Regions from separate parts of the Homo sapiens genome. Here region 2 is linked to region 1. A link is an interaction called in ENCODE POLR2A ChIA-PET data of the cell type or tissue named here. Cell type or tissue: Panc1. All regions are shown on one strand.

Region 1 (8,000 bases):
TTTCCTGATTAAGAAGTTTGCTGTCAATTATCAAGTAAATTTTTCAAAAAAAGAAATATGTTGGTGCTGAATCATATATAACCTGTCCCGTGGAGAACTTAGTTCTCTGGGTGGGTATCTATTTTTTTCTAATTTGTTGAAAGTCAAAAAGATCAGTGAAGGTGGACAAGAAAGAAAATGAACAAAGAACATATGTCAGGCCCATGCAAGCAGAAGCTGAGCCTAAGAGCAAGCTCCAGGGGCCTCTACTGTTCCAGCAGAGATGGAGGTTAGGTGAATCAGCAGTCACCCCAGAGAAGGCCTGCAGAGTGACAGCCTAGGGTCTAGTGGGCCACATACAACACACTTACACTATACTCCTTTAGACCAACAGTATGGGGTGACAAAATTGGTTGGATATGAAGTTAGGAGACGTCCAACAAACTGTGAGATTTGGGGCCAATTGCCTAAATTCCATAGGCCTCAGCTTTCTCTGTTAAAAGCAGAGGTCAATAAGAGAAGTGGCTTTGAAACTTTTTAAAAAAATAGCTATTTTCTCCCCAAATGACAGATAGGTAGATGATAGATAGATAGATAGATAGTTTTACTATTTGAAACAGAGAGAAGTGAAGCTATTTAAGGGTACTGGACAGGAGTAACCCGATTCCCTGACTTTCCTCTTCTTGCCCCTTAATCCCAGTGGCTACTGAATCACTTCCATGGAGATTTTAGAGAACACTGGAGCGCAGTTTGGAAGGCCTTGCCAGGAAGCCACCTCAGGTCACATCATTTTAGATTTATTTTTCTAATGTGAAGAAAGTATTCATTAGATAGGGAAAGAAAATAAGAAATTTCTGATAAAAGCAAGCTTGGGCAAAGGTCAGAAATGGCCAATAAGTCATTTTTAAACTGTGTTACTTTCTACAAGCTACAGCCAGTGCATTTTCCCATGACCTAGAAGTCTAAGGAGTTGATGTTATGAAATATGGCTGGGTAAACTGAAAGAACCCAACTCTAGGGTGCTGGCATTAACTGTGATGTTTTGCAAGTTTTCTCACATTCCTATGTTTTCGTTTTTTTATTTGCACAGTCAGACAATATCTACCTCATATAGTTGTTTTGAAAATTTGATGAAGTGATTTATGAGAGTTTAGGGTAGAAGCTGACACACAGTAAGTACTGAGGGAATTATTGTTTTTATTGATGATGTTAATAAAGACATGCTGTGCTATCACTGCAAATATCAGCACAGCTTTTACTTCTGCATGACATTGAGGAGGCCACAAAAACTGACTGAACTCAAAGTCTGGCTACATGGTGGCCCCAAAATAAGGCATGACTGTTATTAAAGTAACAAGGAAAATCATAAGTCAAATAAGGAGTTACATTATCAATATGCAATTCTGCTAATGTTTCTTCTCAAAACTATATTTATTAATGTAATAGGTTTAGGTACCAATTTGAAATTATCATTTTCATATTTTACTGAATATTAAATGTCTTTTGAAATACAAAGGAATGGATTTTCAGAATTGCAGCTCTGAAAATTTCACATTCAGAGAAATTTCACATTCAGAGAAAGGCTAATTCAATTCTCTTGATTTTTCAGATTAATAAACCTATAAGCATTTAATATGCCACTTTAAACACTGTATTATATGAAATAGGCTCACAAGATATGGATGTACAAATTTAGGGTGCTTAAATATTAATTCACAATAAATTTTGTATCAGTTATGGATCTTGACAACCAAGTTAGCATCATCACTGTATTCTTTCTGTCTAAGCAAGTTGGAAAATTAGATAAGAAGTTGAATTCTAATTAAAGAGTTGTTTCAAATGCATGGAAGTTAGGTATAGAACTCAAACATGTGGCTACTCTACTTGGGGAAACTGAATTGTGCAAATTTACCCAGCCTTGGGTTGATAGAACCCTGAGTAGAGCCCACATCTGTTTGACTCCAACAATTATACTCAGTATTAATGACGATGACACTGTACTGGATGTTGTGAAAGATAAAAGAGAAGTATGTTGCCCTCAGAGAGCTTGTAATCCCACTGGGAAGCACCTCTCACATTTATTGTACTATTAGCAAATCATATAAGGCAATATCTAATCAATGCCCAAGGCCCAGGTGTTAATTACAGTAAGAAAAAGTACAATAAAATCCAGAAGAGTCAAGGAAATTCTTCAGAAAGGAGTTAGTCAGAATATAAAAGATGAGAATCCTAGCTAGAGGTCTATCAAAATTGTTTACCTTTGCTCATGTTTGAGTTCACAGCTGCTCGTGAGAAGTTAGAATATAGTTGGTTTGGGGATGCAAGTTTTTGTCATAGTGTAATACGTTTTCATGAGGTTCATTTATATATAGTAGACATTAGCGAAAGTGCTGTACTAGGACACCATCTTCCCAAAAGTACATATCATCAATTATCTTTAATAATAAATGAGTAGCAATTCGCTTGAATTGTCTTGTATTGTTTCTCAATCATAAAACCAGCTGAGAAACAAAAGGTATGTGTAACCTTTCATTGCAGATTAAAATTGCCCTAACACAAAGGTTCCCAATGGAGAAGATTATCACCCTGCAGAGGACATTTGGCAATGTCTGAAGACATGTTTGAGAGTCTCCTTTGGGGTAAAATGAAGTGCCACTGGCAAATAATAGGTTAAAATACAGAGATCTTGATATCCTCCAATGCACAAGACAGCTCCTCTCTATAAGAATTATCCAATATGAAGAATTATCCATCATGCTGAAGTGGGAAAACTAGGCCAAGGCTAAAGAAATATCCTGTATAAGGTTACCAGTGCTCAGCCCCCAGACACATTAAAGGCCCTCTAGTTTGAGATTCCTCTATTTCCCCCTACCACCCTAACCTACACCCTACACCCTAATTCTTAACTTGAATCAAGATTTGTATTCTACAAAAAGAAAAAAAGATTTATATTCCAGGAATTATGGGTTGAACTTCACAGAAAAAATTAAAAGTATGTGTAGCAAAATTTCCATTTTGATCCTTAGCCCATTCTAGTTTTTTTTTAATGTTTGCATAGAATGTATTTTTATCTTGCTATTCACTTTCTCCCTTTCCTTTCCTTTCCTTTCCTTTCCTTTCCTCTCCTCTCCTCTCCTCTCCTCCCCCCTTCCCTTCCCTTTCTGTCCCTTCCCTGCCCTTCCCTTTCCTACATGACACCATACCTTGTTAAGATTTCTTTTTCTTTTTCTTTTTTAAAGTAAAGACGAGGTTTCACTATGTTGCCCAGGCTGGTCTCAAACTCATGGGCTCAAGCAATCCTCTCACTTCAGCCTCTCAAAGTGCTGTGATTACAGACACAAGCCACGGCATCTGGCTATATTCACTTTCAACAGGAAAGTAAATATAAAAAATTAGATTGATCAAAGATGCACATTTTATGCAAATCAAAAAGAGAAGAGGGATAATGTTTCGTGATAAAAACAGTTTTGTAAGAGAAGGAAGCATGTTCAAGTTACAAATGCTAAAATGCATGAATCTAAAGAAAAAATACTTTAATGTTTATATTGTTGTTCAGTTTTTCAACACCTTTTCACACCTATGGTTTTCACTGTGTCCTTGCTGAGATGGACAGAGCAAAGTTATTAGTACTATCGTAAGATGGCAAAAGATGGAAACCAAGAGATCTAAGCAGCATTTCTATGGCCACAGTTCTTTCTTTTATTCCATATCAATTGATGTCTAAAAGTTATTTAGTGATAAGACTTCAGAATCCAGCAATATGCAATAAGAAAAATTCTGAAGAGAAATAAAGCACAAAGTGGTTAAGAAGTATTTTGTGTTCTTATAAATAAAAAGGGAAATGTTATTCATAAGATGAAAAAACGGTCATTTTCCTTCAGGAAGTAGTAAAAAGAGAGCTATAGAGGTATTACTGACAAGGAGTTTGAAAACAAAGGCATGCGATGATTCCAAGACTACTTTCTATAAGGGTGTGAAGCAGAATATAGAAATCACATCTCCCACTTTGTTAATTATTCATTTTGCTGAACAGAAGCTTTTTAGTCTGATGCAACCCCATTTACATATTTTTGCTTTTGGTACCTGTACATTGGGATTATAGCCAAAAAATCATTGCCCAGACCAATGTCATGAAGCTTTTAAGACTCCAAATCATAGCTGCAGTTTTACAACTTCTAGGCATATGTGTTTTATTTTATTGATCAGGATCCTTTTCCACAAAAATGAGACTTACTGGAAAGGCTATTTCAGGGTCAGTATTTGGTAACCTGTCTTAAGTTAATGTGCCAAATATAAGGCACATTAAAAAAAATCTAAGCTCCACAAATGGAAATTAAAATTGGAAACCCCAAAAAGATAAGCTTCATACCAACTCCAAATGATAATGCATCATAATCCTTTAGGAATCATACTGTAAGAAGTTTCTTATTTTTCCATGAATTACATACTCAATATGTCCTTATTTGCTTAATACTTTGAAATGACGAGGAAATCACCCTTTTCAAACAAGTAATAGACTAATTATTGTGGGCATATCTATTCTTTCCCAACATGGACGCAGACCTTCTCTCTCTTACTCCTAAAGCCAAAGTTTACTTAATATTATAATTGATTTGGAAGTGGTTTTCAGAAATTTCTCAATCACTGCGAAGAATTCACAGCAGACCATCAAAGATTCTGCTTTACTTAATCTCTTTCATGTGAAAATAAATGATTTGACTCTCCTAATAGTAAATGTTTATTCTGGGATTTTCACATAAAGTTTAGAAAAAAAAGTCCCAAATATCCTTCATAGCTTTGACTAGCATAGAAAATTCATAGAGGTTTCTGTTTTCCCCAAAAAAACCTGGAGATAACTGTAGAAAATTCTTTTTCAGGTAACGCAGTTTTACAACCTCTCATTTCAAAAGTATGTGAAACACAAATGTTTTAGATGGAATACTTATTGCCACTAAATATGTTCTAGAACATGTTTGTTTCATGGTGTTATTGAATTCTTTTTTATCTAAAGTGTTGTTCTCGCTCTCTCTCTCTTTCGAGCCTTCGAGTCAGTGCAGTTCTAATAGCAGCAGAGGAGCTTCTGATCACTACCCCACCTTGATTGTCTCTGTTGTGTAAATAATTTTGTTTTGAAATTTGAAAATTTATTTTAAACTTTTATTCTTAAGTTAAATAATTTTGAAATTATTTTTCCTAACATGACTCATCCTGAATGTATGAGTTAGGGCAAAGTCCAGGGACAATGGTCCAACTTCATGCTTGCTTATCTTTTTTTCCAGTTCTCTAATTGTTTTCCCATATTTTTGAGTTCTTGGTCTCTCTTTATACATTTGATCATATATGCTTATAGAGAGTATCAGTTCAGGTAACCACTTTTAGTTGTGGTTAACAGAAACCTGTCAGACTTAGGAGATGACAAGTGGCCAGACCATGTGTTGTTATATATTCACAAATGTTAAATCCACTGGGGGATCTAATTCAACCTCAAAAATCAGGTTCAGTACTGTGCATAATCTCCTGATTTAGGTACGTTGCTATCCAAAATAAGTAATGGATGGATCCAAAATCCATTATGGATCCAAAAATAAGTAATGACTTCAATGAATGTACAGATGAGTAGAGGATGAACCGAGATTTCAAATGGCTAGAATACAAGCAAAAGGGTTTAATTAATATCAAAGAAGAGTCACCAAAAAGAGCAATGTGTTTAGAATTTCTAATATATTCTAGGTGTATATATGTGTTATATATAGATGATTGTATTTAATGTTTATATTAAAATAAAATACTGTGTATCGATTTTACAGATTTTTTTTAAAAAATAGAAGGCCAAAAAGAGATATACATTTTTTTCAAAGTTTTGAAATTAGTCATAGGCAGGGTTAGGGTTTGAATTCAGGTCTGTCTGAACCAATAATGTACATCCTCTCTGAAGGCTATTACACCCATAGGAAGTAATGGGAGCACAGGTGGTAAAAGTGGTAGCCAGAAGGAAATCATAAATAAAATGTGACTTGGAATAGTCCATAAAGTAAGGGGCAAGTGGTCATGGAAAGGGTATCTACAAGAGCACGAGCACCAGTGCATGTTTTGGGAAGACCTGCTGTTTGATTTTACCATTTGTGTAGGTCAATACCATGAGAAGACATCAGAAAGCTCTGAATAATCAGTGTTTTAATTATCAAACTAAGAAGTTTTTTTTTTTTAATTCAGGATATACAATATGAGAATTACAGGCTCATAGCAACATGACAGAAACTCTGACAGCAGTATGAAAGAAGATATTTCAAAGGGAGGAGAAAGGGGACAAGGCAGAGAGATGAGTTTTCAGTATTCTGGCAAGAGAAGGTGAGAGTCCAAATTGTGGTGATGAGAATGGGACTGTCAATAAGAGCACAGACATAAGAAAAAGGCACCCATGTGGCGAGTCACTCAGCTGAACTTGGCAGTGGATTGAATGGGATGAGCAAGGGAGATAAAGAAGACCAATATTCCTCAAGATTTCAATCATGGTTTGATCAAGTTAATGGTGATTCAGTTACCTGATATAAGAGGGTGAAAAAAAAAAGGATCTGTCTGAGGTTGGGGCGTGGCAGGGCTGAAGATGATCTGTGAGATTTTTTTAATATGATCCCATTACTGGAATAACACTAGATGGACAAAAACATAAAGTGTTTTACAAGGATTAAATAAATGATTAGGGTAGATAACCATTGCCTGGGCCTCTTAAAAGCTAAAATCATAGTAAAAGATACCTAGAGAAACACATTCCAAGTATATAAATAATTTGTTTATGAGAACGTTCTTTTTTAGATTAAAAAAAAGAATCAGAAGGTCTTTGGGAAATCACTCTCTCACACTTTTTGGTCTCAGTGGTGTTTGAAGTTATTAGGTGTTACTCCTGCAGAATTTGCCTTGATAAGTAGATACTTCCCAGGGGATAAAATCCAAGAATATAATATTAAAAATGAAAAAGGCAAAAAGAGGAAGGGAAAGGCCAAGACACCTGAAAAATCAGTGAAAGGAGAGCTAAAGTTACTTAAAATGTAGTTTGGGAAGTAAGAGTAGCCAGTAAGGAAAACCAACAGAGGGAAGTTTGTGAAATACCTAGAGAATTTCTCCCAATGGCTCTGTGACTTAACTATTCTCTAAGCCTAGGTGCCAGCATTATAAATAGATTTTTAAAATAAAGATGATTAGCTATAATTATTTCCGGTTCTAGAAACGAGGAAATGCTGCTCACAATGAGATTTCCATGATAAAGGACAAGGGCAGGTTACGAGAACTCAAAGGAAGAAAGGCCCATTAGATGGTGCCCAGGAGAGGAGTTAACATGATACTTTGTAGAGAGAAGAAAGAAAAGATTATTTGAAATCTAAGATGCATTTTAAAATATATTTACATTGTTTGGAGTAAATAAGTTTTACACCCATGTAGAAAAAAAGTCACTAAGTTGAACACTAAATTAAATTGTACAGATCAGAAAAAATAATTTCAGCTGGAGTTTCTGGGCTCTATTTTATTTATTCGTTTTACTTAAATTGAATTTAATCAAAGCATTTATATTAAGTCTGTAAGTTCAAATCAAGGGCAGCCTAGAAATATGTGGTACAAATTGATGAGCCTTGCAATAATTTTGCCTGAAAATGATTTCTGTATTTGCCTGCTGCTGACCTGGGAATTCCATTATTATGGATGCAGTCATTTATCTTAACAGTCTCTGAAAGATTTCCTTTCAAAGTGGGAATTTCCCTGAAAGTGCCTTACATACTACTTTTTTATTCACATCACACAAAAGAAAAGTTCTTCAAGGAAAAGCTACACAAAGGGAATGAGGCTTGGGAAATGAATAAGAAATAAGATGGAAAATAAATCCAATAGACTCAGACCAGGACACACAATTTTGTTATTACTTCTTTAAATTCAGTTCCCACTTGTAATTTTTTTCTGAACTATTCTGGGATTAGCCTACATATTCTCTTTTTCTACCACAAAACTTTCTTCCCTGGGGCTCCATCTTC
Region 2 (8,000 bases), 530 kb before region 1:
TACTGACTTTTTAAATGTATCTGTACATCTTTCCATCCCTTTATCCATCACATCAATCACTTTTATGCATTTTGAAGTGGGCCATAGACATCAGTTATGTCTCTCAACTGCTTCAATGTGCATACCATATGTATTTGGTGTGTGTGTATGTATACATATACAATTATATATAAATATACACACACAGAAAAAACTACATATCTTTCTTTTTGCATATGGTTTTAGTTACCTATGGCTGCTGAAACAAATTACCACAAACTGGGTGGTTTAAAACAACACAATTCTGGAGGCAGGAGGCATGAAATCAGTTTCACTGGGCTGAAGGTGTGGGCAGGTAGGCAAGGCTGGTTCCTTCTGGAGGTTCAGGGGAGAAGTTGTTTCCATGCCTTTTCCAGCTCCTGGAGGCTGCGTGCTTCCTTAGCCTGTGATCCTTTCCTCACAACACTCTGGTCTTTTCCTTCCATTGTCACAGCTCCATCTCTTCTGTAGTCAAATCTTCCTCTGCGTCCCTCTTATAAGAACACTTGTGATTGCATATAGGACATCCCTAGGTATTCCAGGATAATCTCCCCATCTCAAACTCTTTAACTTAATCACCTTGTGAAGTCCCTTTTGCAATATACAGTAACATTCTCAGGTTCCAAAGATTAGAACCTGGGTATATTTAGAGATATTATTCATCCAGTCACACATACAAATACTTACGTCACCTTTTTTAATAGCATGAGGTAAAAAATCTGACTTAATTTTCCCAAATAATTGCCCAAATTATTAAAAATATAAATATAAATTATTTAATATTTAAGAAGTTTCAAGTTTGTTACTTTTATCACACAAAGTTCCTTGCTTTTTCTCCATGCCCTGGACTCTTCTAAAGTCAACAATGACAAAATATTATAATGATTTGATTTATTGAATCTAATTCTAAATGTTTTGTTCAGCAAAATTTATTTAAATTTGGATAAAAGAGGTAATAAAATGGAAGACTATAAGTTGGTTGTTGTAGAAAAATGACTACCGAATTCCCATATACTAATTTATTCTCTGCCAGAATATTTACATCAGAAAATTATTTTATGAGAATGAGCTATTTGAAGTTATATGTGGAATGTAAGAATTAACAATAAGAAAGAGACAGAGAAATAACACCCACTGAACTCTGACAAATATTAAATGATAAGCCACTAAGAAAAATGACAAATCAGGATTAGAAACAAGCCAGAAAAGGTAAAAAATATTTATGTCAAAATCTTCGTGCCAATTTTAACCAGTGTCAGGCACCAAAATTTGAGAATTATCTTTGAGAGTTATCTTCCTTTCAGTAAAGGCAACACTGGCAGTTAAACATCATTTTTACTTGTGGACAACTTATGGAATTAATAATATTCAACTATTTTAATTGAAACAAAACTTTTGGCATTGTAATATAGTTGTTAACCTTTGGTAAATGAACCTATAATTTTGCCAACGGAACACATTACTTGATACATCCTCCACGTTGAGCTTGTCAGGCCCATTTCTAGAGAGTGGGTTGCCAATTAACTGGTTACATAAAGTATACTTTTTTATTTTAAAAAAATAATGCATTTGTTCCTATGGCCACACCCTAAATAAAGGAGTTTCCATTTAAAGATTTCTTTGTAACTGCTAGTCTAAACTGTGGAACTATTTCTTAATGTGCTTGTAAATTAATTTGAATAAATTCTCCACGTCTGTCTTTATAAGTGGGCTTTATTTTTACAGCTGTTTTAGATTCACAGGAAAACTGAGCAGGAAGTACAGAGAGTTCTCATATACACTCTGTCCTTCACCCCACCCCATACGCAGCCTCGCGGAATATCAACACCCTGCACCAGAGTGGTAGATTTGTCTTACTCTGTGACTGTACACTCTCACATCATTATCACTCAAAGCCTAGTGTTTACATGAGAGTTCCCTCTTGCTATTGCACATGCTATGGGTTTTGACAAACATATAATAACAGGCATCCACCATTGTAGTACCACACAGAAGAGCTTCACTGCCCTAAAAATCCTTGCACCCTGTTGATTTATGCCTTCCTTCTCCTAATCTTTAGCAACCACAGATCTTTTTTCCCACCTCCATGGTTTTGTTTTTTTCCAGAATGTCGTATAGTTGGAATCATACAGTATGTAGCTTTTTCAGAGTGGATTTTGTTCACTCAGTAATATGCATTTGAGGTTCCTCCATGTCTTTTCATGGCTTGATAGCTCATTTCTTTTATAGGATTGATGTACATCCAGAACATTGGATAAATAAATAAATATTTATTCATATTTACATGAATAAATGTGTAAAGTATATTTATTCATTCATCTATGGTTTTAGTCTGTTTTGTGTTGTCATAATGGAAAACTGCAGACTGGCCAGTTTATAAAAAAAAAGAGATCTATATTTCTTGTAGTTCTGGAGGCTGGAAAGTCCAAGGTAGATGGACCACATCTGATGACGGCCTTCTTGCTGAGTCATCCCAGGGCAGAAGGCAGAAGGGCAAGAAAGCATAAGAGCAAGAACAAGCACACTCTCGCGATAACTAACCCACTCCGTGATTACAACATTATGAAGGAGTCATAATTGCCTCTTATTGGGCTCCAGCCCCCAATATTGTTGCATTTTGGATTAAGTTTTCAACGTAAGAACTTTGGGTGACACATTTAAACCATAGCACCTGAGGAAGAGAGCATTGGTTGCTTCTGAGTTTTGGCAATTATGAATAAAATTGTTATACATATCGGTGTGTAGGTTTTTGTGTAGACATGTTTTCAACTGATTTGGGTAAATGCCAAGGAGCACAACTGCTGAATTATATGGTAAGAGTATGCTTAGCTTTGTAAGAAACTGCCAAACTATATTGCAAAATGGCTGTGTCATTTTGCATTCACACCAGCAACAGATGATACTTTCTGTTGCTCCACATCCTCATCAGCATTCGGTGTTTTCAGTGTTCTGGATTTTCACCATTCTAATAAGTGTGTAGTGATATCTCACTTAGTTTTGATTTAATTCCCTAATGGCATATGATGATGAGCATCTTTTAATATGCGTTTTTGGGCCATTCATGAATCTTTTTTTGGTGAAGTATCTGTTCACAGCTTCTGCCCATTTCATAATTGGGTTGTTCATTTTCTTATTGTTGAGCTTTAAGAGTTCATTATATACTTTGGAAAACAGTCCTGTATCAGACATGTCTTTTGCAAATATTTTCTTTCAGCCTCTGACTTGTCTTCTCATTCTCTGGAGTGTATGTTTTTGTTTGCTTTGCCTGCTATGTCATAAATCTGACATTATTTAAATATCTCCTTCCATCCTGACTGTTTACTTAATGTTGACTGTGATAATTTTTTAATTCATGTTTACTTTAAGAGGCATTTGAAAGAAGCTCCTGATAAGTTCAGATACTGTTTAATATAATGTTAATGCAAAATTTTCAGTTTATGTAGGTGACAAGGAGTCAAATGTAACAGAGTCACACTGTAATGAATGTTGGGTGGTCACAAAAGGTTTATGTATCAGGCAGTGACTCATTTTGGCACACCAAAGCAAAATTCAAATGGTTACCTCAGCAAAATGACAAAGCACTGCATGCCATGGACTTTCTGGGTTGCTTATGAATAGCTGAAACACGAAATGTTAAGTACACAAATGGTGAGAAAACACTATATTTCAAGTAAAGAAACAAATGTATTTAATCACGTTTGCCAATGTCTGATTTTCTTCTTAAAGTTTTATAACCTGGAGTTTGTGGAGCCTTGGGGGATGAATAAATACAGGAGTAATGCTCTTCAAATGAGCTATTGTAAAGGACTATTGTATTTTTCAATTGGTTGTGGATTGATACATTTGTCTCATAGATAGTTCCCTCTATTAATATGGATATATATGTTATAATATACGTCAGTGGAATGTTTCTCAGCTTTTCAAACCATTTTATTGGCTGTTTTCTCTTGTCTATGGGTACTCGTAGAGAATGCTATTGAAGTTGGTATTCATATTTTAATGGGAGGAAATAATCCCAAGCTGCAGACACAAATTCAGTTCCAAACCCCAGACAGTGGATGGGCTATGCTTATCAAAGCAGACAGAATGCATATAGTAGTAATGAGAGAAATCTGAACATAGGACTGAAATATATACGTAAACCACCAGTGTTAAACTTGATTTCAGTATAACTGAAAGGACTCCAATCTGACCTCCAGAGACCTGACATGAGCTATCATGATATGAAGTCAAAATCTTTCACCCAAAATCCAGACCTAGCATCCCTTCAATTAGAAAGAAGTTGAGCAGGATGGATCATTCACTTCATAAGTACTTTCTGTAAATTTTCTTTGTACTATTCTCTAATGCATCCATTTATCAGAGTAAACACGCACTGGGAAAAGGAACCTACCTTTGGGTTGAATTGGTCACAGACTCTTAATCAATTCTGGTTCCTGAGACCTAGAACAACACAGCCAATCAGGAAAAGTGGAGCCTTGTGAAGTGAGCTGATAGATGTAGGTTAGATCTAATTCTATTTCACAGTAAGCCCAGTAGAATACTGAGTCCATCTCCAAGTCTGCTTGAAACATATTATATATCCTTAGTAGGTAGAATAATCCTGGCCTGAGTTCCTGGCACTGTGGAGTGCCATGATAGTCTTGACAGGATGTCTCCAAACCCTTGAATGTGAGAGAGTAATGAGTTACTAACTTGCTTGAGAAAAATTTATTTTAGGTTTTCCTTTACAGTCAAAACAGATGTCAAATAATGTATCACTTAATATCCTTCCAGTTCTTTTTTTGTGTTAGTTGTTTTTGTTGTTTATTCTTAAAAAACTTAAATGGCTCACACCTGTAATCCCAGCACTTTGGGAGGCCGAGGCAGGAGGATCACCTGAGGTTGGGAGGTCGAGACCAGCCTGACCAACATGGAGAAACCTTGTCTCTACTAAAAATACAAAATTAGCCAGGTGTGGTGGCGCATGCCGGTAATCCCAGCTACTCGGGAGGCTGAGGCAGAAGAATTGCTTGAACCCAGGAGGCAGAGAATGTAGCGAGCCGAGATTGCTCCATTGCCAGACTGGGCAACAAGAGCAAAACTCTGTCTCAAAAACAAAAAACAAAAAAACACTTAAATGGAACACATTTACATGATCTCACTTAATCCTCAAAAATACCAAGATTTTGGCATTACTATTTTCATTTTATAACTTAAGAAACTGGGACTCAGAAAGGTTAAGATATTGCGAAATATCGCAGGAGAGTAAGTGGTATATCCGGAGTTGGAAGCTTCAACTGTTTAATGACAAGGCCAATTCTCTTGGTGCTCATAAAGTGTTACCTCTTAAATCGAGAGTTCTCTGTCTTATGAGGTTTTTTTGTTTTGTTTTGTTTTGTAATTTTTTGTGAAATAAGGAATGAGGTCATTTCCTAAGAGTAATGGGGATGATGCTAGGCTAGTAGAGCGTGAAGAAGAATATTTGAAGTAGAAGTGGAAAGAGTCTTGTAACTGAAAGTGTGGTTATCAGTCAAGTAAATTTGGCATCCCTTTGTAGTAGCTTGATAGAAATGCAGATCTCAGGCCCCCTCCCAGACCTTCTGAATCCAATCTGCATTTATTTATTAATTTTTTTTTTTTTTTTGAGATGGAGTCTCACTCCGTCGCCCAGGCTGGAGTGCAGTGGTGTGATCTCAGCTCACTGCAAGCACCGCCTCCCGGGTTCACGCCATTCTCCTGCTTCAGCCTCCCAAGTAGCTGGGACTACAGGCACCCACCACCATGCCCGGCTAATTTTTTTAGTAGAGACAGGGTTTCACCATGTTAGCCAGGATGGGCTCGATCTCCTGAACTCGTGATCTGCCCGCCTCAGCCTCCCAAAGTGCTGGGATTACCAATCTGCATTTTTAAATATCCACAGGTGATTTGCATGTTCATTAAAGTTTTAGAAGCACTGGGCCAAGCAGAACTACTGTCAGGCAGCATTGAAGGGCCAGTTTAGATGGAGACTATACATTTATAAGCATCAATATTAATTATATCAATGACAAAGCCGAAATCCTACAAAAATGTTAGATCCTTGCTTTCTCAGCCTCCTTTGCATTTGTATCAAGAGCTTATGATCCAAACCTGGCCACTGAAACCCTAGGGGAAATGCCCTGTAGGAATTTTGGAAGAGATTTTCACCTTATTCAAACAGATGAATAGGAGCAAACTCCTGTCTTTTTGTCTGAATATTGTCATAACTGCTTGTGATACATAGAACAGTAGCAGTCACTTTGCAATATTGAAGGCATGAGCCCAAATCAAGCCAAGATAACAATTGATTAACCAACCCTAGAAGCACTATTCCTTTGGACTTCTTGTTATAAGAGATAGTAAACATTCTTATTCAAAGCTTTTCACTTGTATTTTTCATTGCTTGCAGGTAAGAGTATCCTAAGTTAAAAAAAATTATGGTTTTTCTCCTAAAATCCTCACAACATTATATTACAACAAAATGAGGCAAATTACAGAATTACTGGCTGAAAATTTGTAGGGTGAACGTGTCTAAATAAAAGCATTTGAAGGTTTAGGCAAATGTTTTTGCCTATACCTTCAGATTTGCACCTTCAGATACCTATAGATTTGCACCATGGGGTTGACACTTGGCAAGGATGGGATGTGACAATAGCCAGGATGGTGTTAACAGAATAATCAAACACAGAAGGTCAACATTTAATGAGATTAAAATGTTGTTACATTGGGATTGAGAGAGGAGGAAGTAGAGTCAGAAAGAAGATATTAGAATATAAGATTTCAGAGGTGAAGCAAGTAATGTTGCTGCCCTGGATGAGGGTGGATGATATAAAATAAATGTGAATATGATTGGAGTTTAGGAAGTCAAAGAAGCATAAAACTAGCTTGTTGGATGATACAACCAACCACACGGACATTGGAGAGACTTGGAATTATGACAGTTCTTGAGGTAGAGGCAGGACTTAAGGAATATGGACATGCTCGGGACATTGGAGAACAACTAAATTGAGAAAGGTCTCACAGAGGAGGGCACTTTTGGCTTGCACTGTGTAGAATGGGAATAGTCTATACAGTAGAGAGAAATGCAATCGTAGGCGTGCTTGGCAGAGGGAGCGATATGTGCAAAGCTCCTAGACAGGAAAAACCGTTTGAGGAATGGTGGGTAGTTCTTTGCTGCTGGAGCAGAGAAGGAAATAAGTTTTGGGTCAACTTGTGAAGAATTTATAAGTTACAAAAGCAAATTTGGATATATTCTGATCAATACTTATTGCTGATGATAGTTATCTAACCTCAAGGGAATTTAAAAGCTTTTATTCCTTTTTTTTTTTTTTTTTTTTTTTTTTTTTTTTGAGACGGAGTCTCGCTCTGTCGTCCAGGCTGGAGTGCAGTGGCGCAATCTTGGCTCACTGCAAGCTTCACCTCCCAAGTTCATGCCATTCTCCATTCTCCTGCCTCAGCCTCCGGAGTAGCTAGGACTACAAGAGGCCGCCACCACGCCAGGCTAATTTTTTTGTATTTTTAGTAGAGACGGGGTTTCACCGTGTTAGCCAGGATGGTCTCGATCTCCTGATCTTGTGATCCGCCCGCCTCGGCCTCCCAAAGTAGCTTTTATTCTTTTTTATAAAAAAATGCTCCACATGAAAGATGTCCCCTCACTCTGTCTGTCCTTCCTTCCTTCTTTCCTTCCTTCCTTCCCTCCCTGCCTTCCCTGCCTTCCCCTTCCCTTCCCTTCCTTTCCCTCCCTTCCTTCCCTCCCTGCCTTCCCCTTCCCTTCCCTTCCTTTCCCTCCCTTCCTTCCCTCCCTGCCTTCCCTGCCTTCCTCTTCCCTTCCCTTCCTTTCCCTCCCTTCCTTCCCTCCCTGCCTTCCCTGCTTTCCCCTTCCCTTCCCTTCCTTTCCCTCCCTTCCTTCCCTCCCTGCCTTCCCTGCCTTCCCCTTCCCTTCCCTTCCCTCCCTTCCTTCCCTCCTTCCTTCCCTCCCTCCC

Evidence for each region. Peaks named below come from ENCODE experiments on the same cell type or tissue, not always from the same donor. Only the 100,000 strongest peaks of a DNase experiment are listed, where the experiment ranks them.
Region 2: POLR2A ChIA-PET joins it to region 1 with 6 read pairs; 3 of 35 experiments call an interaction of 5 or more read pairs at or near these places.

What each region holds. Positions count from the first base shown.
Region 1 is chr5:40,134,355-40,142,354 of GRCh38, forward strand. No RefSeq gene overlaps it. Among named protein-coding and RNA genes, the nearest start is that of LINC00603, 86 kb to the left of the region's middle. In Panc1, no CTCF peak of the experiment used is centred here; no DNase peak of the experiment used is centred here.
Region 2 is chr5:39,602,847-39,610,846 of GRCh38, forward strand. No RefSeq gene overlaps it. Among named protein-coding and RNA genes, the nearest start is that of LINC02104, 86 kb to the left of the region's middle. RefSeq lists a silencer at 5,635-5,816. In Panc1, no CTCF peak of the experiment used is centred here; DNase peaks (open chromatin) are centred at 2,725, 3,385 and 4,171; H3K27ac peaks cover 704 bases.